3 separate regions of the Homo sapiens genome follow, and all the other regions are linked to region 3. The links are chromatin loops, found by intact Hi-C in ENCODE. Cell type or tissue: Caco-2. All regions are shown on one strand.

Evidence for each region. A loop is a pair of places that touch in the nucleus more often than their neighbours do. Peaks named below come from ENCODE experiments on the same cell type or tissue, not always from the same donor. Only the 100,000 strongest peaks of a DNase experiment are listed, where the experiment ranks them.
Region 1: it touches region 3 in a loop (3-fold over the local background); 4 of 110 quality-filtered maps call a loop at or near these places.
Region 2: it touches region 3 in a loop (4-fold over the local background); 4 of 110 quality-filtered maps call a loop at or near these places.

Annotation. Positions count from the first base shown.
Region 1 is chr5:157,055,636-157,063,635 of GRCh38, forward strand. HAVCR1 (hepatitis A virus cellular receptor 1) reads right to left here and starts at 3,481. Exons shown (of 9, transcript NM_001173393.3): 1 at 3,286-3,481; 2 at 2,263-2,320. The coding sequence starts at 2,308. In Caco-2, no CTCF peak of the experiment used is centred here; DNase peaks (open chromatin) are centred at 2,853 and 3,656; H3K4me3 peaks cover 2,328 bases.
Region 2 is chr5:157,042,817-157,050,816 of GRCh38, forward strand. HAVCR1 (hepatitis A virus cellular receptor 1) reads right to left here. Exons shown (of 9, transcript NM_001173393.3): 5 at 6,222-6,329. Among named protein-coding and RNA genes, the nearest start is that of HAVCR1, 12 kb to the right of the region's middle. RefSeq lists an enhancer at 7,328-7,887. In Caco-2, no CTCF peak of the experiment used is centred here; DNase peaks (open chromatin) are centred at 3,475, 3,725, 4,405 and 6,965.
Region 3 is chr5:157,128,617-157,136,616 of GRCh38, forward strand. No RefSeq gene overlaps it. Among named protein-coding and RNA genes, the nearest start is that of MED7, 10 kb to the right of the region's middle. In Caco-2, a CTCF peak has its summit at 3,596; DNase peaks (open chromatin) are centred at 2,525 and 3,585.

The DNA.
Region 1 (8,000 bases), 73 kb before region 3:
CAGGCAGATCAACCCAGGTCAGGAGTTCAAGACCAGCCTAGCCAACATGGCAAAACCCGATCTCTACTAAAAAAAAAATTACAAAAATTAGCGGGGTGTAGTGGTGTAATCCCAGCTACTCAGGAGGCTAAGGCAGGGAGAAGTGCTTGAACCTGGGAGGCGGAGGTTGCAGCAAGCTGAGCTCGTGCCACTACACTCCAGCCTGGGTGACAGAGCAGACTCTGTCTCCCCCTCCCCCAAAAAAAAATTCTCTTAATTTTTTTTACTTGTTTTACTTTCTTTAAAAAAATATTTTATTCATTTTTTAATTGTTTATTTTTTATTTTTTTAAGACAGAGTCTTGCTCTGTCACCCAGGCTGTAGTGCAGTGGCGCAAAGATCTTGGCTCACTGCTACCCCCGCCTCCTGGGTTCAAGCAATTCTCATGCATCAGCCTCCCAAGTAGCTGGGATTACAGGCACATGCCACCACGCCCGGCTAATTTTTGTATTTTTAGTAGAGACAGGCTAGTCTTGAACTCCTGACCTCAAGTGATCCACCCACCTGAGCATCCCAAAGTGCTGGGATTACAGGCATGAGCCACCATGCCCAGCCTTGTAAATAGACATTATAGCTGGAAGGTTTTTCCCCTTTTTCCAAGTTAGCTGATATAGCTGGAATTTTTAAAATTTGAGATTATAAGCATTTTTCTATGCTAGCATTCTTTTAATTTTTTTTTTTAGACAAAGTCTTTCTAAAAAGAATTTCTTCTTTTTTTTTTTTGAGACAGAGTCTTGCTCTGTCGCCCAGGCTGGAGTGCAGTGGTGTGATCTCGGCTCACTGCAAGCTCCGCCTCCCAGGTTCACGCCATTCTCCCGCCTCAGCCTCCCCAGCAGCTGAGACTACAGGCACACGCCGCCACGCCCGGCTAATTTTTTTGTATTTTTAGTAGAGACGGGGTTTCACCATGTTAGCCAGGATGGTCTCGATTTCCTGACCTCGTGATCTGCCCGCCTTGGCCTCCCAAAGTGCTGGGATTACAGGTGTGAGCCACCACGCCCGGCCACCAAGAAATTCTTGTTTAATTTTGCCTAATACTAGTATCATTTTTTTGGATTACACATATAATGCATGCTATTACAATTTGGTTATAGAAGTATATAATGAGAGATTATTTTTCCCCCATAATCCCAAAGGCATATATCACTCCAGAAATTTGTGTTTAAAAATTAGGATATGTCTATTTTACTCTTTCCTTATCTCATAGAATGTTTTGAATTAAAGTGTTTATTTCAAAATAAAATACTTAGGCCAGATGTGGTGGCTAACGCCTATAATCCCAGCACTTTGGGAGACTGAGGTGGGAGAATCACTTGAGCCCAGGAGGTCGAGGTTGCAGTGAATCAAGATTGCCCAACTAGGCCAGGCGCGGTGACTCACGCCTATAATTCCAGCACTTTGGGAGGCCGAGGCAGGTGGATCACAAGGTCAGGAGTTCAAGATCAGCTTGGCCAAGATGGGGAAACCTTGTCTCTACTAAAAATACAAAAAAATTAGCTGGTAGTGGTGGCAGGTACCTGTAATCCCAGCTACTTGGGAGACTGAGGCAGAGAATTGCTTGAACCCAGGAGGCGGAGGCTGCAGTGAGCCGAGATCACGCCACTGAACTCTAGCCTGGGCGACAGAGTGAGACTCTGTCTCAAAAAAAAAAAGATTGCCCTACTGCACTCCAGAGTGAGACCTCATGAAGAGAGAGAGAGAGAGAGAGAGAGGAAAGAAAGAAAGAAAGAAAGAAAGAAAGAAAGAAAGAAAGAAAGAAAGAAAGAAAGAAAGAAAGAAAGAAAGAAAGAGAATTGAATGTGGCTGAAAAAAATCGGAAGGCACAAAAAAATACAATAAGGATTAACTCTCCCTCCACCTCCCACCCTCTGCCCCCATCCCACATTACCCACTGTCACTATTTCCTATATACATGTGTCTATGCATATACATCTAACCACACCCTTTTTGTTTAAACACAAAGGGCAGCCTGTGACACACTGTGCTGCATCTTGCCTTGTTCATTTAGCCATGAATGTTGTAATTCACAGCAGTTAAGCAATTTCTTTGGCCTAAAACTTTATTCTGGTCCTGCTCACTAGTTAACTCATAGCCATACAACGGTACCCAAAGAACATCTACATTAATCCACCACCACCATCCCCTCCCCTTCCCCTACCCCATTCTCTGGCTTCTAACCCCCCTCTACTCCCTTCTTCCCGCCCAGGGCACCTACTCACTTACCTGCCAGATGTAGGATGAGGCTTAAGATGACCACTTGAGGATGCATTATGGGATCAGCCTGAAGGAAAATGAGCAGACAGGCTGGTTGGTACCCTCCACCAGATGGTATCTGATCAAGTCTTAAATCTCAGATTGCAACTTATCTTTTCACCCAGTTGGTTGATTCATATGAGCCTGCTCTGCTGGAAATGAGAGAAGACCACATATAACGGCTTCAGAGCTCTGTTAGTTCCCTGCAGCTGAGAGCTCTGTGCCTTCCAAAGGACAGGGAAAGCTGTCCACAGAAACAGCCCCTGACTTCCCAGCTTCTTCCCCACACATAACCGCCAAACTGACTCCTGGTCCTGATACAGGGTATCAGGGGAACAAACAAAAAGGAAACAGGGCCGGGCGCGGTGGCTCAAACCTGTAATCCTAGCACTTTGGGAGGCCAAGGCGGGCAGATCACGAAGTCAGGAGATCGAGACCATCCTGGCTAAAAGGGTGAAACCCCGTCTCTACTAAAAATACAAAAAATTAGCCGGGCGTGGTCACTGGCGCCTGTAGTCCCAGCTACTCGGGAGGCTGAGGCAGGAGAATGGCGTGAACCCGCGGGAGGCGGAGCTTGCGGTGAGCCGAGATCGCGCCACTGCACTCCAGCCTGGGCGACAGAGCAAGACTCCGTCTCAAAAAACAAAACAAAAAAAAAGAAAAGAAAAGGAAACTGGAAGCAGAGAACCAGCGTGGCTCAATGGCAGCACGAGAGCAAATGCCAGCCTTCCAGTGGCAGAGATGCACTTGCTTTTCAGAGTAAACTGGGCCTCTGGTGGACGTGGAGCTTTTCCTACTCAGTGGCCACAACGACTTATCCCTAGCCTTAACAGTCATATTGCCAAGTTTGCCATTAGCAAGAGAAATTGAGAGTGAATGTGAATCACTGTGCCTAACCTTTCATGCTCCTGTACAACATGCTTCAGACTACACCTCCTTACCAAGGGACTTCAAGAGAATGCTTCAGGAAACAGAAGTCTGGAGCAGACTTACGTTCAGATCCAGGCTCTGTCACTCACAATGCTGGGTAACCCTGAGAGTTCCTGAGTTCTCTTCAAACCTCTATTTCCTCAGTTGTAAAATAGCACTAAAAATGCTTCCTCTATCTCCCACCAAGGATTGATATAATAAGCAAAAAGGGCCACGGAAGAACTTGGAAAACTAAACCTACATCATATGCAGTAATAGCACTAGCTGAGGTTTTTGGAGAATACTATATAGCAGGCTCTGTGTCAAGCACCCACATGCGTTAAATCGGGCTGTTGACTTCTGCTGTTAATCATTAAACCATACAAACATGAGTAAGCTTGCCTAGTACTTCATTAACTCCTCTTCTGGTCTAAGAATTCAGTAACTTCCAAGGAGGCAGTGGTGGTCTGTATCTTGCAGCTCATGACAGGGTTCATGGGGAAGTGGATGATCTCAGCATAGTGTTTTGTATGGCAGCGTTTAAAAATTCATTTCTTGACCGGGCATGGTGGCTCGTGCCTGTAACCCCAGCACTTTGGGAGGCCGAGTAGGCCAGTCACCTGAGGTCGGGAGTTCAAGACCAGCCTGGCTAACACGGTGAAACCCCGACTCTACTAAAAATACAAAAATTAGCTGGGGGTGGTGGCGGGCGCCTGTAATCCCAGCTACTTAGGAGGCTGAGGTAGAAGAATTGCTTGAACCTGGAAGGTGGAGGTTGCAGTGAGCCGAGATCAAGCCATTGCACTCTAGCCTGGACAACAAGAACAAAACTCCATCTCAAAAATAAAAATAAAAATTCATTTCTTGCCAGGCACAGTGGCTCACGCCTGTAATCCCAACACTTTGGGAGGCCAAGGCAAGTGGATCACCTGAGGTAAGGAGTTTGAGACCAACCTGGGCAACATAGCAAGACTCCCTCTCTGCAAAAAAAACGAACAAAAAATATAGTCAGGCCTTGTGTACCTGACCGTAGTCCCAGCTACTCAGGAGGCTGAGGCAGGAGGGTTGCTTGAGCCCAGCAGTTGGAGGCTATGATTGTGCCACTGCACACCAGCCGGGGTGACAGAGCAAGACCCTGTTTCTTAAGGAAAAAAAGATTGAAAAAAAAAAGCTAATTCAATTCAACCAGTTATTACTAACATATTGAGCTGATGGGACATGACTCAATATACTAGGGACGTCAAAAATCCAGACTTGTGCAATCGGGCAGGGACATGGGTAAGTAAGCAACTAATGAAATCAGGATAAGTGAGGTAAAGGTAAATATATAATCAGACTACATCATTCCCCCACTTATAACCCTCTCATAACTCTCTCAGAAAAATAATAATAATAATAATAATAATAATTCCTAAATCTTTACTCAAATTACTGAAGCCCTGGTGGTCTGGCCCTGACCTACCCCATAGATTTCTTCTACCACTCTCTCCCCTGCTGACTCAGCCCCAGCTACTAGAGCTTTCTTTCCAACTTGCCTCAACCCTAAGGCCTTTTCCGTGGCTGTGTTCTCCATCTAGCTCCCCAGCCCCACCATTTTCACTTTTTTCCTTTTCATTTTTATCCCGGCTTAAATATGACCTCCCTGGACATTTTTCACAGGTCCTTCAATCTAAAGTAGCCAACCAGTCCCTCTCACTATTATTATCTTGTTTTCCTTAATCCATTTTATCTGTGTGTGCAATATATGTGGTGTCTGTCTCTATTCCCTCCTATAGAGTGCTGCCCGGTAGAATTTTAGTAATGGAGTTATTCTGGTAACGGAGTTATTCTGGAACTGATGAGCCACAGAGAGCCAAGACAGGGATGTGGAGCCAGTGCTCTGAGATGTTACATAACTGTACAATTCCATAGGATTTGAATTTGAATTCCATAGGATCGATTCTGTCTCCAGTAGAATATTGGTTACAGAGTTATTCTGTGTGAGTGTCGTGCACTACAGCAGCCACTAGCCACATATGACTATTGAGCACTTGAAATGTGGCTAAGGCAACCAAGGCATTTTTAATTTTTTTTTTTTCCAAGACAGAGCCTGACTCTGTCACCCAGGCTGGAGTGCAGTGTCACAATCTCAGCTCAGTGCAACCTCCATCTCCTGGGTTTAAGTGATTCTCTTGCCACAGTCTCCTGAGTAGCTGGGACTACAGACACGCGCCACCATGCCTGGCTAATTTTTGTATTTTTAGCAGAGGTGGAGTTTCACCATGTTGGCCAGGCTGGGCTGGAACTCCTGGCCTCAAGTGATACGCTCATCTCAACTTCCAAAAGTGCTGGAATTACAGGTGTGAGCCGCCATGCCTGGCCTAAAAATTTTTATTTAATTTCATTTTAATTAAAATTTCAGATTGCTTGAGCCCAGGAGACAGTCTTCGGGGAGTTGAGATGGCACCACTGCACTCAAGCCTTAGATGACAGAGCTTTCAAAAAAATAAATTAATTAAAAACAAAAAAATAAAATTTAAATTGTCACACATAGTGACTGTGTTGTGTGGCACCCAACTCCAGACCATAAACTCCTTTAAGGCAATTTAAGTGTTGAAGCCAGGCATGGTTGCTCACACCTGTAATCCAAAGGAGGCCGAGGTGGGAGGATCACTTGAGGTCAGGGGTTCCAAACCAGCCTGGCCAACATGGTGAAACCCAACTCTACCAAAAATGCAAAAATTAGCCAGGCGTGGTGGCGGGTGCCTGTAATCCCAGCTACTCAGGAGGCTGAGGCAAGAGAATCGCCTGAACCCGGGAGGCAGAATTTACCCTGAGCGGAGATCATGCCACTGCACTCTGGCCTGGGCCACAGAGTGAGACTTCTCAAAAAAAAAAAAGTTATTAATTGAATAGATAAACAAATGGAAACACAAACCCATAGGGAAAGACCATTCATTTTGATGACGGAATGTGGGGGGTGGGAAGAATTTCTTAAAAAGTGACATGTGAGAAGAATGGGTGGAGGGTGTTTCAACTGGAGGAAATGATGAGCCAGAGAGAGCCAGGACAGGGATGTGGAGCCAAGGCTCTGAGATGTTACATAACTGTACAATTCCATAGGGTTGAATTTTCTGACACAGGACCATCTCCCATGAGAGACGCCTGTGTTCTAAAGACTCCCAAACAATATAGCACAGTGGATTTTTTTAATGAGCTATACAACCTCCAGGGATCACTACTCTTTAGGGCAAACTTCATGACCCCCCTGAAGGATGCATCCCAGTTGTAGGGTAAAGCTGGAAGTGACAATACTTGGGCACCAAAGCTGAATTTCCAGCTGCTCACTAGGGAGCTGCATCTGTATAAACCAAGATTAACGGCAGTGAATTGAAATGATTCAGAACATGGGCCGGGCACGGTGGTGGGTGCCTGTAATCCCAGCTACTTGGGAGGCTGAGGCAGGAGAATTGCTCGAACCCGGGAGGTGGAGGTTGCAGTGAGCTGAGATCGTGCCACTGCACTCCAGCCTGGACAACAGATTGACACCCTGTCTCAAAAAAAAGAAAGAATTCAGAAAAGAAAATAATTCACTGTTCTTTCTTGCAATCACCACTTACTTCCCTGCTATCTCAGCGCACATCGTACCTCCAGCTCCAGCCTCCTGCAAAACAGTTCAGCTGTTCATATTCCCCATGCTTTCACCACAGCAAGATCTTCTTAGGCCCCCTCCACAACTAGGGACTCACCAACTCCACATCATTGTACCTGTCAGTCTCTCCCTCATCCCCATCACTTTATATTAGGCCTCTATAATCCAGACTTCTGCAATTCCCTCCAAAACTGTCTTCCTACCTTTCAGTTCTCTTCCTGCCCTGCCCACTGCCCTAAGCTAGTTATTTTCCTTCACTTACTCCTCTGATTTCATAACAAGTAATATAATGCTTCTTTTTTTTATATCTTTTACAAAGATATAAAAATTACAGGGTACCACCTATGTTTACCATAGAAAATACATAAAAGCCCAAGTATGGTGGCTCACACCTGTAATCCCAGCACTTTGGGAGGCCAAGGCAGGAGGATCACTTGAGGTTAGGAGTTCAAGACCAGCCTGGCCAATATGGCAAACCCCTGTCTCTACTAAAACTACAAAAATTAGCCAGGCGTGGTGGCGCGTGCCTGTAGTCTCAGATACTAGGGAGGCTGAGGCAAGAGAATCGCTTGAACCTGGGAGGTGGAGGTTGCAGTGAGCTGAGATCACACACCACTGCACTCCAGCCTGGGTGACAGAGCGAGATTCTGTCTCAAAAAAAAAAAGAAAGAAAGAAAGAAAGAAAGAAAATATATAAAAATACCAAAAGTGTACTCATTTAACAATTATTTGTTGATGATCTGCGATATGTTAGAAATGATCCTATTCATCTGGAATGTACCAATGAACCAAAGACCCCTGGCCTCATGTAACTTACATTTTTTTTTTTTTTTTTGAGATGGAGCTTCGCTTTTTTTGCCCAGGCTGGAGGGCAATGGCACGATCTCAGCTCACTGCAAACTCTGCCTCCTGGGTTCAAGCGATTCTCCTACCTCAGCCTCCCAAGAAGCTGGGATTACAGGCATGCATCACCACACCGGCTAATTTTTGTAATTTTAGCAGAGACGGGGTTTCACCATGTTGGTTAGGCTGGTCACGAACTCCTGACCTCAAGTGATCTGCCCGCCTTGGCCTCCCAAAGTGCTGGGATTATAGGCGTGAGCACCACTCCTGGCCTCATGTAACTAACTTTTAACTGAAAAATAAATATACAGATTTTTAAAACATC
Region 2 (8,000 bases), 86 kb before region 3:
AAGAGTCATACCAAGTTATTAATGTTATATTAATTTCTCCTGTAAAGTTGTATTTCTTAACCTTTCTGTCACCGGCTCTTTGAAAATGGACTCTTGTTTTTTCTTTATTAAAAAAATAATGCATGTGCACACACATGAATTTTATCTACTATTTTAGGGTCATCACAGAAGCCCATTCATGGAACCAGGTTAAGAATGCCATTTAAAGGCAATCAATACTTTTATGCTATCTAAACAGCTGTAAATGAATGGTCAGAGGCATGTACATCCAAAAACCAGAACCACCCTTTTCAGAATGGACATCATATTGGTTTTATATTCAGAAGGAGTAAAATATGCTGTAATATCAAAAACAGGTGGCATATAACTCCTGTGTTGTTGCCGATGTGCTTACATTTTGATCTAGAAGTGCTTTAGAAAATATGGCAGCCACCAGATCAAGCATATTATGCCATATAAGGATTAAGATTTTATGTAATATATAAGATACATTTCTCTTAGAGTTGAACATTTAAAAATTTCAACATGTTTTAAAATATCTGCTTTGTAATAGACAGTATATTCTCAGCCAGGCATGGGTGGCTCATGCCTATAAACCCAAGCACTTTGGGAGTCCAAGGCAGGCGGATCACTTGAGGTCAGGAGTTCAAGACCAGCCTGGCCAACATAGTGAAATCCCATCTCTAACAAAAAATACAAAAAATTAGCTGGGCATGGTGGCACATGCCTGTAGACTTAGCTACTCGGATGGCTGAGGTAGGAGAATCCCTGAACCTTGGAGGCAGAGGTTTCGGTGAGCTGTGATGGCACCACTGCACTCCAGGCTGGGCAACAGAGTGAGACCCTGTCCCCAAAAAAGAGTATATTCTGTTGGCCTTCCTAGACAACTATAGGTCAAATACAGAACTGACTTTTTACTGAGCATCTACCATGTAGTGAACACTTTACCTTCTAACAACCAGTTAGTTCCTTAATCCCATTTTTATGGATAAAGAAATACACAGGAAATGGTTAAACGATGATTTCTAATTAAGTGACAAGAGCCTCTGCTGATAACCTACACAACACATTGCACTTCTATCAAATGGAAATACTTAGGTCTATGAAATTCTGTAACTGGTGACAATGCTATAGGGCTCAACATGAATAAACTTGGACTAATATCTCCCCAACATTTACATTACTGTGTTTACATTTTACTGCTTCTGAGGCTTCCTAGAAAGCCAAAGGCAAGGCCAGGCACAGTGGCTCATGCCTGTAATCCCAGCACTTAGGGAGGCTGAGGCAGGCAGATCCCTTGAAGTCAGGAGTTCAAGATCAGCCTGGCCAATGTGGTGAAACCCCATCTCTACTAAAAATATAAAAAATTAGCCAGCGTGATGCTGCACATCTGTAATTCCAGCTACTTGGGAGGCTGAGACACAAGAATTGCTTGAACTCAGGGGGTGGAGATTACAGTGAGCCAAGATTGTGCCACTGCACTCCAGCCTGGGCAACAGAGTGAGACTGAGAAAGAAGGAAGGAAAGGGAAGGGAAGGGAGAAAGAAAGGACGAAGGAAGGAAGGAAGGAAGGAAGGAAGGAAGGAAGGAAGGAAGGAAGGAAGGAGAAAGAAAGAAAGAAAGAAAGAAAGAAAGAAAGAAAGAAAGAAAGAAAGGAAGGAAGGAAGGAAGGAAGGAAGGAAGGAAGGAAGGAGGAAGGAAGGAAAGAAAGAAAGGAAAGAAGAAAGGAGGAAGGAAGGAAGGAGAGAGAAAGAAAGACAAAGAAAGAAGGAAAGAAAGAAAGAAAGAAAGAAAGAAAGAGAAAGAAAGAAAGAAAGAAAGAAAGAAAGAAAGAAAGAAAGAAAGAAAGAAAGAAAGAAAGGAGGGAGGGAGGAAGGAAGGAAGGAAGGAGAAAAGAAAGCCAAAAGCAATATGTAGGTTTATGCAATATATAGAATCTCAGCCCTGTTTGTGACAGGTATTATGACCTTAAGTAACAGTTTCAGGAAGAGGATGGGGTGATGCAGAAAAACAGCACGGACCGGAGTCAATAAAATTTCAGTTCAATGCTGACAATGTCTGTTAGCAATGTAACTTTGATACTCAAGGTCCTTTTCATACACACAGTTATGTATGTATGTATAGGTATATAAAGGGGTGTGTGTTTATGTGTGTATGTGTGTGTGTGTATACAGTAGTGCCCCCTTATCCACAGGGGATATGTTCCAAGACCCTCAAGTAGATGCATGAAACCAAGGATAGTACCAAACCCTATAGAGACCATGTTTTTCCTAGATATACATACCTATGATAAAAGTTCAATTTACAAATTAGGCACAGAACGATATTAACAGCAATAAATAATATAATAGAAAAATTATAGAAATAAACTGTAATAAAAGCTATGGGAATTTAGTCTCTCTCAAAATATCTTAGTATTTGAGGAATATAGTTGACTGCTACAGAAAAGCAAAACTGCAGATAAGGGGAAAACTACTATATATATATTTCTAGCTACAGTACGCATGAACTACAACCTATTAATAGTACACAGCCCATCAAGTTGTTACAATTAAATTAGATGATGCATGTAAAGTGGTTGGCACTAAGCTATTATTATTATATAATGGGAAGAGGAGTGGGGAGGAGGGAGGGATAGATACTATGCAATGCACTTTCCAAATATCATATACTCTAATCATTCAAAGAGGAATGTTCAACAATTTTCCTGTGGGCACAGAACTAGTAACTTATAGCTGAAATGGGAGTTGTGTGTCTCCAGAGCAGATTTATAGCGCCTCCTCAATCTGGCAATAGCATTAAATATGGCCTGCCTTGAAAGAATTAAACAAGATAATATATCCATTTCCTGGCACATACATCTGTCAAAGGTGGGTAGTGGGCCATATGACAGCTCCAATCCTTTCCAGATCTAATATTCCTTGCTTCCATGGGCTTTAGGCAACTGAGGGCCAACCCAGGCACAGTAAGAACTTGGCCCAAGAGCCTTGGATCCACGGCCAAAATGGCAGCAGCCACACAAATCCTGGGGATACAGCTGCTCCACTGTCTGTTCCACCTGGAAAACTCTACTTTGACCAGGTTTCACTGACATAGTATTTCGGAGAATGATTCCCCACTCCTACTTTCTTCCTCCTTACACTCTCAAAGAGTGGGGTGCAGCTGCTCCTACCACTGTTACGTTGTGTTTTTATCTATTTTCATTTTGCTTTTGTGCCTGGAAACAGTTTGCGCTGAGGATTACACTTTCAAAACGAAATGTCGCCATTATCTAATCCCAGTTGAATGAGTCCCTCTGTGAATCACACTGCAGGTCCATTTTAAATTAACCAGCTACCAGGAATGATTGGCAAAAAAAGTAGGCCATGTAGGCTGGGGAGCAGCTGCCTACAGATTGGCAACAGCTGAGTACAATGAGTCATACACACAAGGAGGCCTGCAAGGTGTGACCTTGCTTGGATGCCACACAAGGACACAGAGCCAGCTCAGCATCACAGAGGAGCTCAGCACAGGGCACTCCCAGAGCTTACCACTAAGGGAAACAAGGAGAGTTAGCTGGGAAAGATGACAGGTTTCAGCATCAACTTTCTCCATCACAAGGAAAGACAGGTCAATTCTACACTTCCAAGGAGCAGAGACTCTAAGAGGCCTGTTCAGACTTGAAAGAATAGTAAGGATTGTTTGGAGCAGAGTAGCAGGATCTCAGAGGGTCATGCCTCTTTGATGTTGGTGTGGGTGTCCTCAACTCATCTGTCTTAGTCTGTTCAGGCTGCTATGATAAGATAGCTTAGATTGGGTAATTTAAACAGAAATTTATTGCTCACAGTTCGAGGCTGGGTAGTCCAAGATCAAGGCACAGGCTGATTACTCAATCTAGTGAGGGTCCTCTTTCCTATAGATGGTGTCTTCTATTTGTTCTTATATGGGGGAAGGGTCAAACAAGTTCCCTTGGGCCTCTTTTTGTTTAACTAATTAATTTATTGTTTCTCTCCCATCCAGAAAATGTAACTTGGGCCTTTTATAAGAGCATTGATTCCATTCATGAAGGCGGGGCTCTCATGACCTAATCATGCTCCGAAGGCCCCAGCTCTTAATACTTGCATTGGGAATTAGCTATCAACATGAATTTGGGAATTATCTATCAACATGAATTTAGGGGTGTGGTGTTATGAGATTATACATACATATATAGATAGATAGAGGTCTGTGCATGGTTCCTGGCTCATAACTCCCATATCCCTGATTATAGTCTTTTCTTATCATGGTAAGTATGTTTGACCTCAGGAAACAATATTGGACTTTCTCCTGCTCTCCTTTCACCTGACAAGGCAGAACTTTAATTTCCCCCGCCTTTCTGATTGTGGGTCATAAGACACTTCCCAGAGAGAGTCCTTCCCTGTGCCCCTGGGGGATGGAATGTTGATGTCTTGAAGTTTCCATAAAAACCCAAAAGGCCTGGGTGCGGTGGCTCACGCCTGTAATCTCAACACTTTGGAAGGCTGAGGTGGGCAGATCACCTGAGGTCAGGAGTTCAAGACCAGCCTGGACAACATGATGAAACCCCATCTCTACTAAAAATACAAAATTAGCCGGGCAGGATGACGCATACGTGTAATCCCAGCTACTTGGAAAGCTGAGGCAGGAGAATTGCTTGAACTTGGGAGCAGAGGTTGCAGTGAGCCAAGATCATGTCACTGCCCTCTAGCCTGGGTGATGACAGAGCAAGACTCCGTCTCAAAAAAAAAAAAAGTACAAGAAGACTAGGTTTTGAGAGCTTCCAGATAGTCAAACACTTGGAGGTTCCTAGAAGGTGAAGTTCCCAAGGAAGAGCATGGAACCCTTTCCCATATACCTCATCCTGTGCATCTCATCATCAGTATCCTTTGCAATATCCTTTATAATTATCTGGTAAACATAAGTGTTTCCCTGAGTTCTGGAAGCCACTCCAGGAAATTAATAGAACCCAAAGAGAGGGTTGTGGGAACCCCAACTTGAAACTGGCCGCTCAGAAGTTCCAGAGACCCGAACTTGTGACTGGTGTGTGTGGTGGGGTTGGGAGGGGCAGTCTTGGGGACTGAGCCCCTTACCTGTGGGATATGACCCTCTCTCCGGGTAGACAGTGTAAGAACTGAATTAAAGACACAGCCGGTGTCCACTGCTTGATGTATGGGGAAAAAACTCCACACATTCGGTCACAGAAGTCTTCATCTGAGTTGATGATTGTTGTTGACGTGGTGTGAGAAGAGACAGAAAACCCAGTTTGGGAGTTTCCCTTAATAGCGAGGACACAAACATTCAAATCATAGCCCCATCTGAGAATGCTCATGTAAATACAAATTTGATGAATCAGTGGAAGCCTCCTGGTACTTTTTGGGGTCTGGGACTTGTCAGAAGCATAGGGTCTGGTGTTTGAGCTAAACATCAGAGGGCTGGATTTAATTGTTTTAAGGCCCTGGCCCAAGGAATCAAGTCAAAATAATATGTTCAGATTCAAGACTGGTTGATTTGATTTCTAAAAACAAGGTAATATGCATGTGGATGTTTCCAAATCACATAAGCTATCTGTGCAGTCAGGCATTTGGATTCTTGATGTTCTAAGGAATAATAATAATAGCTGCTATTATATTTATCACTTACCCCCTGTAACCATGTCCCAAATCTTTCATCCCATTTGATCCTCACAAGCATTCTGCAAGATCTTGGTATTACATCCTTTTTACAAATGACAAAACAGCTGGGCACGGTGGCTGATGCCTGTAATCCCAGCACTTTGGGAGGTGGAGGCGGGCAGATCACGAGGTCAGGAGATCGAGACAATCGTGACTAAGACGGTGAAACCCCGACTCTACTAAAAATACAAAAAATTAGCCGGGCGTGGTGGCGGGCGCCTGTAGTCCCAGCTACTCGGGAGGCTGAGGCAGGAGAATGGCGTGAACCTGGGAGGCGGAGCTTGCAGTGAGCCGAGATCGTGCCACTGCACTCCAGCCTGGGCAACAATGCGAGACTCCATCTCAGAAAAAAAAAGAAAACACACACACACACACACACACCAATGACAAAACATTCAGAAAGGGTAGATATTTGTACAAGTCAAATGACTGATCTGTGTGCCTGGTGTTGGCACTCAGATCAGTCGTATTCCAGAGCGTGTGCTCTCAACAAAGTCAATGGTTATCAAGGTTTGAATGATCCCAGGTCTTCAGGAAAGAGAACGCAGTTACCTGTTGTGTAAGAGTACAATGGTGAGCTGGTGGGTTCTCTCCTTATTGCTCCCTGCAGTGTCGTAGGGTGGGTTTCTGCTGGCTGAGGTGAAGATGGTGAAGTGGCTACTGGAATGAAAAGAATGGAAGAATTGTTCCATTTGTGGAGGAAAATGTGCACCCCAAGAAAAATAAAGAACAAAACTAGAATCAGGAATTACCATCACCTTTCCATGGGCCCTTCTCCTGGCCTTCCACAGTGGGCATGCAGGGCTTCTACCGACCCACTTCTGAACCTTTCGGCTCCTCTTAGAAATGTATTCAAAGATGGCCTTCAGGCATTGCCCTGCTATCTAATTATCTCATTAACATGAGGAAATGCGATCTAGATAATGTTCCACATAGTCAATATATACGATTATCTCAAACTTTCTATACTCCCAGGTTCCCTCTAAATAGACAAAGCCAACAACAGGGCATTTTATGTAGAATACCCAATTAAGCTTTATTTTATTCATACAAGTGATATTTCACTTTCAGAAAATGGGGGCTTAGGAATTTGCACTAACATGCCCTACCCCCTTCACAACAGCCCCATTCTGGGTTTCCTGGCCTTACTCAAGTTCAATTATCCACACATCTAATAACTAACAGAGAATAGATACAATATTAATTCCTTGAGGTCTCTTAAAGCTGACAATATTGCCCAATGTCAGCCTTGGTAATGATTTACAACCCTAAAGGTAAGGTTCCTGGCAGGACCTGACCCCAGCTCCTTCTGCATCTGCATTCTAGTCATTCCTTTAGGGGTGATTTCCTGTGTTTTCTGACTCATCTTACACTTCTCACGGTAAAGCTTCCATTAGGAATTCTCCAGCATAGGGCTACATTCCCCTTTCCTTTCCTGAAATCCCTCCTTTATTTCCTATCAGATATCTCACCTTATTTGCAAAGTTGATCACTTGCCTCTTCACAAAGCATTTACATGATTCCCTTCTCTTAGAGCACCACAGAAATTTAGAGTCAATTAGTGACGGTGACTGGATGAATTCCCAAACCTGGCTTTCCTTATTGCCTCTCACTGGTCTGTTTCTCTTTCTCCACCACAGTCTCAATAACTTCACTTTTCAACATCGCTCTTTCTCCTGTTCTCAACTTTTTCCTGTTTTCCTCTAGTGCTCAAACCTGTAAGAGGATGTGGCTCTCTTTCGGAACGAAAAACAGAACAACACAGGAGAGTCACGTGGGCAGTCTGTACCCAATTGAGTTCTGTGCAAAAGATCTCTTGAGCTTAACTTCTTTCCTAAGTTTGGGTCCTTATGGCATCTTTCTTTTCTCCACTGCTCCTACAACCATACATACAATTGTTCCCTGGAGTTTTAGGCAGCAAGCAGGTACTAGGGGCACTGAGCAGGGAAGATTGGATGCAAAGATAAATGTCCCTGCGTTCTATTTGCTCCAGGGTTCTCTCATTCCTGGACTGTAATGTTCAACTCATGCAAACTCTTTAGAGAACTATCCAGATAAGAATAACCTCAAGTGATACCATCCTCCAAGTTATAGCCATATAAACCAACTCTTAGGAGAAAGGCAACTTTCTCCCATATCTCGGCTTTAAATGAAATCAGTGACTTGGGGATGTTCTCCAAAACCAGTCCACTAATCCATCCACCTTAGCAGACACAAGCTAAGTATTAGAAAGTGAAATCAACATTGAGAAAGTCTAACAGACTCTCTAGTGTGTGCGGCTGCCTGGAACAAAACTGTTTTTCTTACAAAACTTTTATGGCTCTAAAATCC
Region 3 (8,000 bases):
GCAATTTGGGAGGCCAGGGGGCGTGGATCACCTGAGGTCAGGAGTTCGAGACAAGCCTGGCCAATATGGCAAAACCCTGTCTCTACTAAAAACACAAAAATTAGCCAGACATCATGGCATGAGCCTGTAATCCCAGCTACTCAGGAGGCTGAGGTGGGAGAATCACTTGAACCTGGGAGGCGGAGGTTGCAGTGAACCAAGATCGTGCCACTGCACTCCAGCCTGGGTGACAGAGTGAGACTCTGTCTCAAAAAACAAACAAACAAACAAAAACTGCGCATCAAAGGAAACAATCAAAAGAATGAAAAGACAACCTACAGAATGGGAGAAAGTGTTTGCAAGCTATTCATTCATCTAGTGGAGGATAAATGTCCAGAATACACAAGGAACTCAAACATCTCAATAGCAAAAAATAAACAATCTGATTTTACAATGAACAAATGATCTGTACAAACATTTCTCAAAAGAAAATACATAAAGATGGCCAACAAGTATATGAAAAAAATGCTCAACAACACTAATTATCAGAGAAATGCAGTCCAGGCTCAGTGGCTCATGCCTATAATCCCAGCACTTTGGGAGGCCAGTGCAGGTGGATCACTTGAGGTCAGGAATTTGAGACCAGCCTGACCAATATGGTGAAATCCCATCTCTACTAAAAATACAAAATTAATCAGGTGTGGTGGCACACATCTATAATCCCAGAGGCAGAGGTTGCAGTTAGCTGAGGTCACACCATTGCACTCCAGCCTAGGCAACAAGAGGGAAACTCCATCTCAAAAAAAAAAAAAAGAAAAAGAAATGCAAAGCAAAACTATAATGAGATATCATCTCACCTCAAGACAGCAATTACGAAAAAAAGAAAACATAAATGCTGGTGAGGAAGTAGAGGAAAAAAACTTTTTTTTTTGAGACGGAGTTTCGCTCTTGTTGCCCAGGCTGGAGTGCAATGTTGCAATCTCGGCTCACCTCAACCTCCACCTTCCAGGTTCAAGCGATTCTCCTGCCTCAGCCTCCCAAAGTGCTGAGATTACAGATATAAGCCACCACTCCTGGCTGAGTATCTCATTTTTAAGTTATTGTTTGTTGCTGGTATACCAGAATAAAATTGATTTTTGAATATTTTTTCCTCAGCAATCAGTAAACTCATTAATAAGTTATCTGTGGGTTACACTGAATTTTCTATGTTAACAACCATTTTCTGCAAATAACGACAGTTTTGTTCCTTCCTTTTCAATACTACTTTTTTTTTTCCTTACCATGCTGGTTAGGAAATCTAGTACGTATTTAATAGACATTTTGATAGCAGGCATCCTTGTTTTACTCCAGCTCTCAAAGGAAATTTACAGGTTTTCATCTTGAGTATAATACATGCTATAGGTTTTATGGAGCTACTATTTATTATATTAAGGAAGTCTTCTTCTATTCCTAATGTTCTAAAGGTTTTTTCTTTTTCATGGATAGACGCTAATTTATTTATTTATTTATTTATTTTTTGAGACAGAGTGTCACTCTGTCACCCAGGCTGGAGTACAGTGGCACGATCTTGGCTCACTGCAACCTCCGCTACCTGGGTTCATCCAATTCTCCTGCCTCAGCCTCTCAAGTAGGTGGGATTGATTACAGGTGTGGGCTACCACGCCCAGCTAATTTTTTTTGTATTTTTAGTAGAGACACGGTTTTGCCATGTTGGCCAGGCTGGTCTTGGTCTCCTGACCTCAAGCGATCCACCTGCCTCAGCCTCTCAAAATGCTGGGATTACAGGCATGAGCCACCACGCCTGGCCAATGCTAAATTTTATAACTGCCTTTTGCATATCTTTTGAGATGACCAAGTGATTTTTCTTCAATTTATATTGTTGTGACATATTATCTATTCTATATTCCTGAGATAAACACAGATTAACCATAATACATTACCTTTTATTTTTACATATTATTGGGTCCAATTTGCTAGTATTTTGTGCTAGCCTCATAAAAACAGTTGGGACATACTTCCTGTTTTTCTATTCTCTGAAAGAGTCTGTATAAGACTGAAATCATTATTTATTTATTTATTCATTTATTTTTGTATTTTTTTCTGGCAATGTTTGGCAGACTTGCCAGCAAAGCTATTTTTTGTTTGTTTGGTTTTGTGTTTTTGTTTGCTTATTTGCTTTTGCTAATCAGCTGACTTTAAGATTCACCAGTATAGCTATTTGAACTTTTAAGTTTTCTTTGTGAGAAGATTTTGACTATTGATCCATTTATTTTAATTGTTAGAGAATTATCCTGGTTTCCTATTCCTCAATCTGTATTGGTAATTTTCTAAGAATGTGTCCATTTTGTCTAAATTTTCTAACTTATTAAAAAATCCATATTTTACTTTTTTACTATAATAATGTCCCCCCTTTCATTTCTGCTATTATTTGTGCCTTCCTCTTTTTTTTTTTTTTTTTTTCGTTATCAGTCTCCCCTGCAAGTAGCAGTGACTCAGAGCCCCAGAATCAAGCACCACTTAAGCCTCCAGGGCACTCCTGCTGCCCTTTCAGATCAGATGCTTCTGCACAGATGTTTAGCGGGCCCTGAGTATGTCGCTTCGAGGCAAATGAGTTTCAGAAAGAATTAGGATGGGTCTCCACGGCACGTGTTACCTATGCAACAAACCTGCACGTTCTGCACATATACCCCAGAACTTAATATAATAAGTATAATAAAAAAAAACTAAAAGAATTAGGATGGGTCTTCTCTTTCATTCTCAGCGTTAGATGGTACCTACGCTATGCGGAGATGTGTATTATGTTTACCATTGTTAAGGAAATTGAGTTTTATGGAAGTTTTTTCTTTTTTGAGACGTAGTTTTTCTCCTGTTGTCCAGGCTGGAGTACAATGGTGCAATCTCAGCTCGCTGCAACCTCTGCCTCACGGGTTCAAGCAATTCTCCTGCCTCAGCCTCCCGAGTAGCTGGAATTACAGGCATGCGCCACCATGCCCGGTTAATTTTTTTTTTTTTTTTTTTTAGACGGAGTCTCGCTCTGTCGCCCAGGCTGGAGTGCAGTGGCACAATCTCGGCTCACTGCAAGCTCCGCCTCCCGGGTTCACGCCATTCACCTGCCTCAGCCTCCCGAGTAGCTGGGACTACAGGCGCCTGCCATCACGCCCAGCTAATTTTTTGTATTTTTAGTAGAGACGGGGTTTCACCGTATTAGCCAGGATGGACCCGGCTAATTTTGTATTTTTAGTAGAGACATGATTTCACCATGTTGGTCAGGCTGGTCTATGAACTCCTGACCCCAGGTGATCCGCCTGCCTCGGCCTCCCAAAGTGCTGGGATTACAGGCATGAGCCACGCCGCCCAGCAGGAAGTTAATATACGAAACCGAGATATACAGCTGATTAAACAGTAGAGCCCTAGGATTCTGGGGTGTTTTCCAACACCAACCATTTCTCTAATTCAACAGACAAAGTACGTATCTAATGATTCAATTTAATTCTGACACTAACTACCCAGAGTTAAGTTAGGGTAAGCAGTACCTCTGAGTTTCTTCATTTTAGTCTACTCTGCAACCAGCTACAGCTCTTAAATCTGAGGTAAGAGTGCCACTTACTGGTAGCCTCATCACAACGCAACTTGAAACCCGCTCACAAATTTAATTCTAAGTGCCAGTGGCATGCAAAAGAAAAAAGGCTCAGTACGGTATGCATATATTAAAACATTACATTGTACCTCACAAATAAATAATTTGTCAATTAAAAATAAAATAAAACTTAAGTGCTTTGTAGCCATTCTCCTATTTAATCCTTGGATTAATCCTATGAAGAAGCTTCTGTAATTTATATTTCTGTGATTTTTTATTAGTAGCTTTGTGAAAACACTCCAAAGTTTAGAATCCAATTACCTACATCATAGCCCACCAGCCAAATCCAGCCTGCTGTCTGATTTTGTACTCTCACATCTAAGAATAATTGTACATGCTAAATAGTTGGAAAAAATCAGAATAATTCACATATGAAAATTATTGAAATTCAAAATTCAATGTCCATATAGAAAGCTGTATTGGAACCGAGCTCTCTTGTTTATGCATTGTCTATGGCTGCTTTCGACCCACAGCAGTTGAGTAGCTGCAATGGAAACTGTACAGTCCTCAATGCCTAAAATATTTACTAATTGAATCTTTACAAAAGAGTTTGCCAATTCCTGACCTAGATTCCAACCTGAGCAAACCTAAACTCTAATCCTCAATTTTCATTACTCATAAAATGGGGATAATACCTACTAAGAGTTTTTAGGAAGATTAGAATTATAAGCACAGAATCTCCTTAAGATACTCATAGAAGTCTAAGCTAAGACATAAGCACCTTAATATGTTCAAAGGGAACTCATAGTTTCCATCTATAAATCTGTTCAGCCCAGTATCAAGTAGTATTTGCAAGCATGGATTTTAGGGTCAAAATATTGGCTCCACTCTTGGTTTCGCTACTTACTTACCTACGTGACTTAGTAACAACATGAGGGAATGGAGAGGCAATGAAGTATGAAGGTTGAGTGTTCAGGCTTGGAAAACTAGAATGCCTAGTTTCCATCCTGGCTTTGCCACCCACTAGTCAGTTAACCTTGGGTAAATTACATAACTTCTCTGAGCCTCCACTTCCACATCTGAAATATGAGTGTAAAAAGAATACTGATTTCATTCAGTAGTTGTAAGGCTAAAATGACTTTATTTATACAAAGAGATTAAAACATTGCCAGCAACTTACAGCCATAAATACCATCAGATTTAGAAGGTTCTTCACAGGATTGTTCTAAGGATTAAATAAGAGAACAGCTACAAAGCACTTAGCACCATTTGCAGTACTTAGAAATCTATCAGAGTACAGCTAGTACCCTTCCTACTGATTCTCTGTATTTTAGTAAAATCTGATGAGAAATCAATTGCAAACATAATTTCTCATCAGATTTCAGATAAAAACCCAATTCCTTCCCTTGGTTCTCTAAATCATGCACATCTGTCCTCCACCTGCTTCTGAAGCTCCAACCTCCTCCCTCACCATATTGCAGCCATAGTAGCCTTTCTCATCCAAATTATGCCAACTTTCTATCTCCTCATGAGATATTTGCACCTGCCGTTCCCAGTAACCTCAGGGCTCAGTGCATGAGTTGAAGCTGCCTTTCTTTATGTTTTTGAGACATGGTCTCACTCTGTCACTCAAGCTGGAGTGCAGTGGCATGACTGTGGCTCACTGCAGCCTTGACCTCCTGGACTCCAGTGTCCCTTCTACTTCAGCCTCTGGAATGGCTGGAACCCGTCATGTGCCATCACATCCAGCGAATTTTTAAATATTTTTGTAGAGATGGGGTCTCCCTATGTTGCCCAGGCTGGTCTCGAACTCGTGGACTCAAGTGATACTCCTGCCTCAGTTTCTCAGTGATGGGATCACAAGTGTGAGTCACCGTGCCTAGCAAAGTTGCCTTCTAAATTCCTTAACAAATGTGAGGTTAGGCATGGTGGCTCACACCTGTAATCCCAGCACTTCGGGAGGCTGGAGGATTACTTGAGCTCAGGAGTTTGAAACCAACCTGGGCAACATAGTGAGACCTCATCTCTACTTAAAAAGAAAAAAAAAGTTTTAGGCCGGGCATGGTGGCTCACGCCTGTAATCCCAGCACTTTGGGAGGCCAAGGCAGGTGGATCACGAGGTCAGGAGATCGAGGCCATCCTGGTCAACATGGTGAAACCTCTTCTCTACTAAAAATACAAAACTTAGCTGGGCATGGTGGTGCACGCCTGTAGTCCCAGCTACTCGGGAGGCTGAGGCAGGAGAATCACTTGAACCAGGGAGTTGCAGGTTGCAGTGAGCCAAGATTGCGCCACTGCACTCCAGCCTGGTGACAGAGTGAGACTCCATCTCAAAAAAAAAAAAAAAGTTTTAAAAGACAAAAAAAAATGTACACATTCCTTGAAAAGGGAAGATAATGTGGACAAGGTGCTTTGAACAGGCAATAGGAACATAACTGGAAGCAAGATTCTTCTGAAGGTGCTGTAATGGCTGAGTGGTTAAGACACAAACTTATCACCTTCAAAAATTAACTCGTCTTATTATCTTTCTTACATTTTCCTTCGCCCTTCCCACACATCCAACAGTTAAACTAGTATCAGGCAGAGTGCAGACCACAGTAAGTATTCATCAAATGAATATCATGAATAAATGAATAGCTGGGGAAAAACTACTCTCATAAAGGGAATACAAATTTGTACAATCCGTTTATGTTTGTTATTTATATTAAGTTCACATGTGCCTGATTTGTAGTAGATCTCTCGTTATCGTTAGCTCAGCACCGCTTCCTTCCTCTGAGAGACAGACTGACTCTTCCATAAATAGACATAGCGGGGACTGTGAAATTCTTATGGGATCCAAGTCCCAGTTGATTTGCCCAGTTGCAATCAAGTATACAACCCCTAATTCCTCATGTCTAGCTCGTTAATTAACCTCCCCTCATTTTTTTTAAGTTTGCATTTGAGAGGGAACTCCCAGACAGTGGTAAACATAGAAATACTTAACCCTTAGGAACTGTCAGCTGCCATGTTCTCCACCTACATCATTAAAGAAGTTCATCTGTAAAGAGAATGAAGCTAACAGGAAAGATGGTCTCCAGGGCTACTAACTTAAAACTTCATCCACTTTCTGACCTTCTCATGGTTTATATATTCAACTTATCCTTCAATCAACATATCCCATATCCTTTCTTTTTTTAATTAAATTGTAAGAGAGAGAAGGTCTCACTATGTTGCCCCCATTGGTCTCAAATTCCTGAGCTCAAGTGATCCTCTCACATCAACCTCCCAAAGCACTAGGATTATAAGTGTGAGCCACCGTACCCAGCCCATACCCCATATCCTTTATATAAATTCATCTTTTTGCTTAAATTAGTTCAAGTAGGGTTTTTGTCAGCAGTAACAGAGCACTGATTAATGCAACATTCTGTAACCACTGCACAAGAGAATCATCTTCTGATTTCTTAAAACCAATGCTAGTACCCCAGTCCAAAAAATGAAATCAGAATCTCCGCAGTGTGGGACCTGGGCATTAGTCATTTCAAAAGCTGCTTAAAAAGGTGATCCTTCCAGATATTTCACTTCAATGAATCAATCTTTCAAGAATATTCATTATAAGTAGGTGTGCAGAGATATATTTTAACACAAGATTAAAAAGACCTTATATAAGGCCACTAGAGCTTTTTTTTCATTCCACTCTAATAGCAAGAGTTCATATCAGAACACTTTAGGAATTTATGTCAGGTCCTAGTCACAGACCTGCAAGATCAGATCCTCCCCAATGGCATTTTTTTTTCTAATTTGTTGTAGAGACACGGTCTCACTATGTTGCCTAGGCTAGTCTCAAACTCCTGACCTAAAACCATCCTCCTACCTCAGCCTCCCAAAGTGCTGGGATTACAGGCATAAGCCACTGTGCCTGGCCCCCCAGTGGCATTTTAATCCCTCAACGCCCCTCCCCCCAACACACACACGTTCATATATAAGTAGTGTTGTGGCTCTTATGTGATTCTGTTTTTTACATGCAAAGATTTTCAAAGTGGCCAAAAACTGGTTTTGCACCTCAACCCAACACCTTCCTCAAGGTTCTCAGAGTCAAAGAAAGAGAATTTTCTTTGGAGAGTTGTTCAAGTGCTAAGCAATTTCCACCTTTCTCCCTCACAAGGTGATGCTCCCTACTTCAATTTAAGCTTGAGAGCCTGAACTATGTCCTCTGGAGTCTCTGAGGCCCAAAGGTCTATACCAAACACATTACGTACCAGAAAAAAACAAAAGTTGAGACTAGCCAACCAACTGCCTATCTGATAAAGAAGTGTCTACCTAGGGATAACTTACAGTCCCTGGATCTGTGAAAGCACAGCATGCACATTTCATAGAGAACTGACCTATAGTCATACATATATACATACATACACATATATATATATATTTTAGACAGAGTTTTGCTGTCACCCAGGCTGGAGTGCAG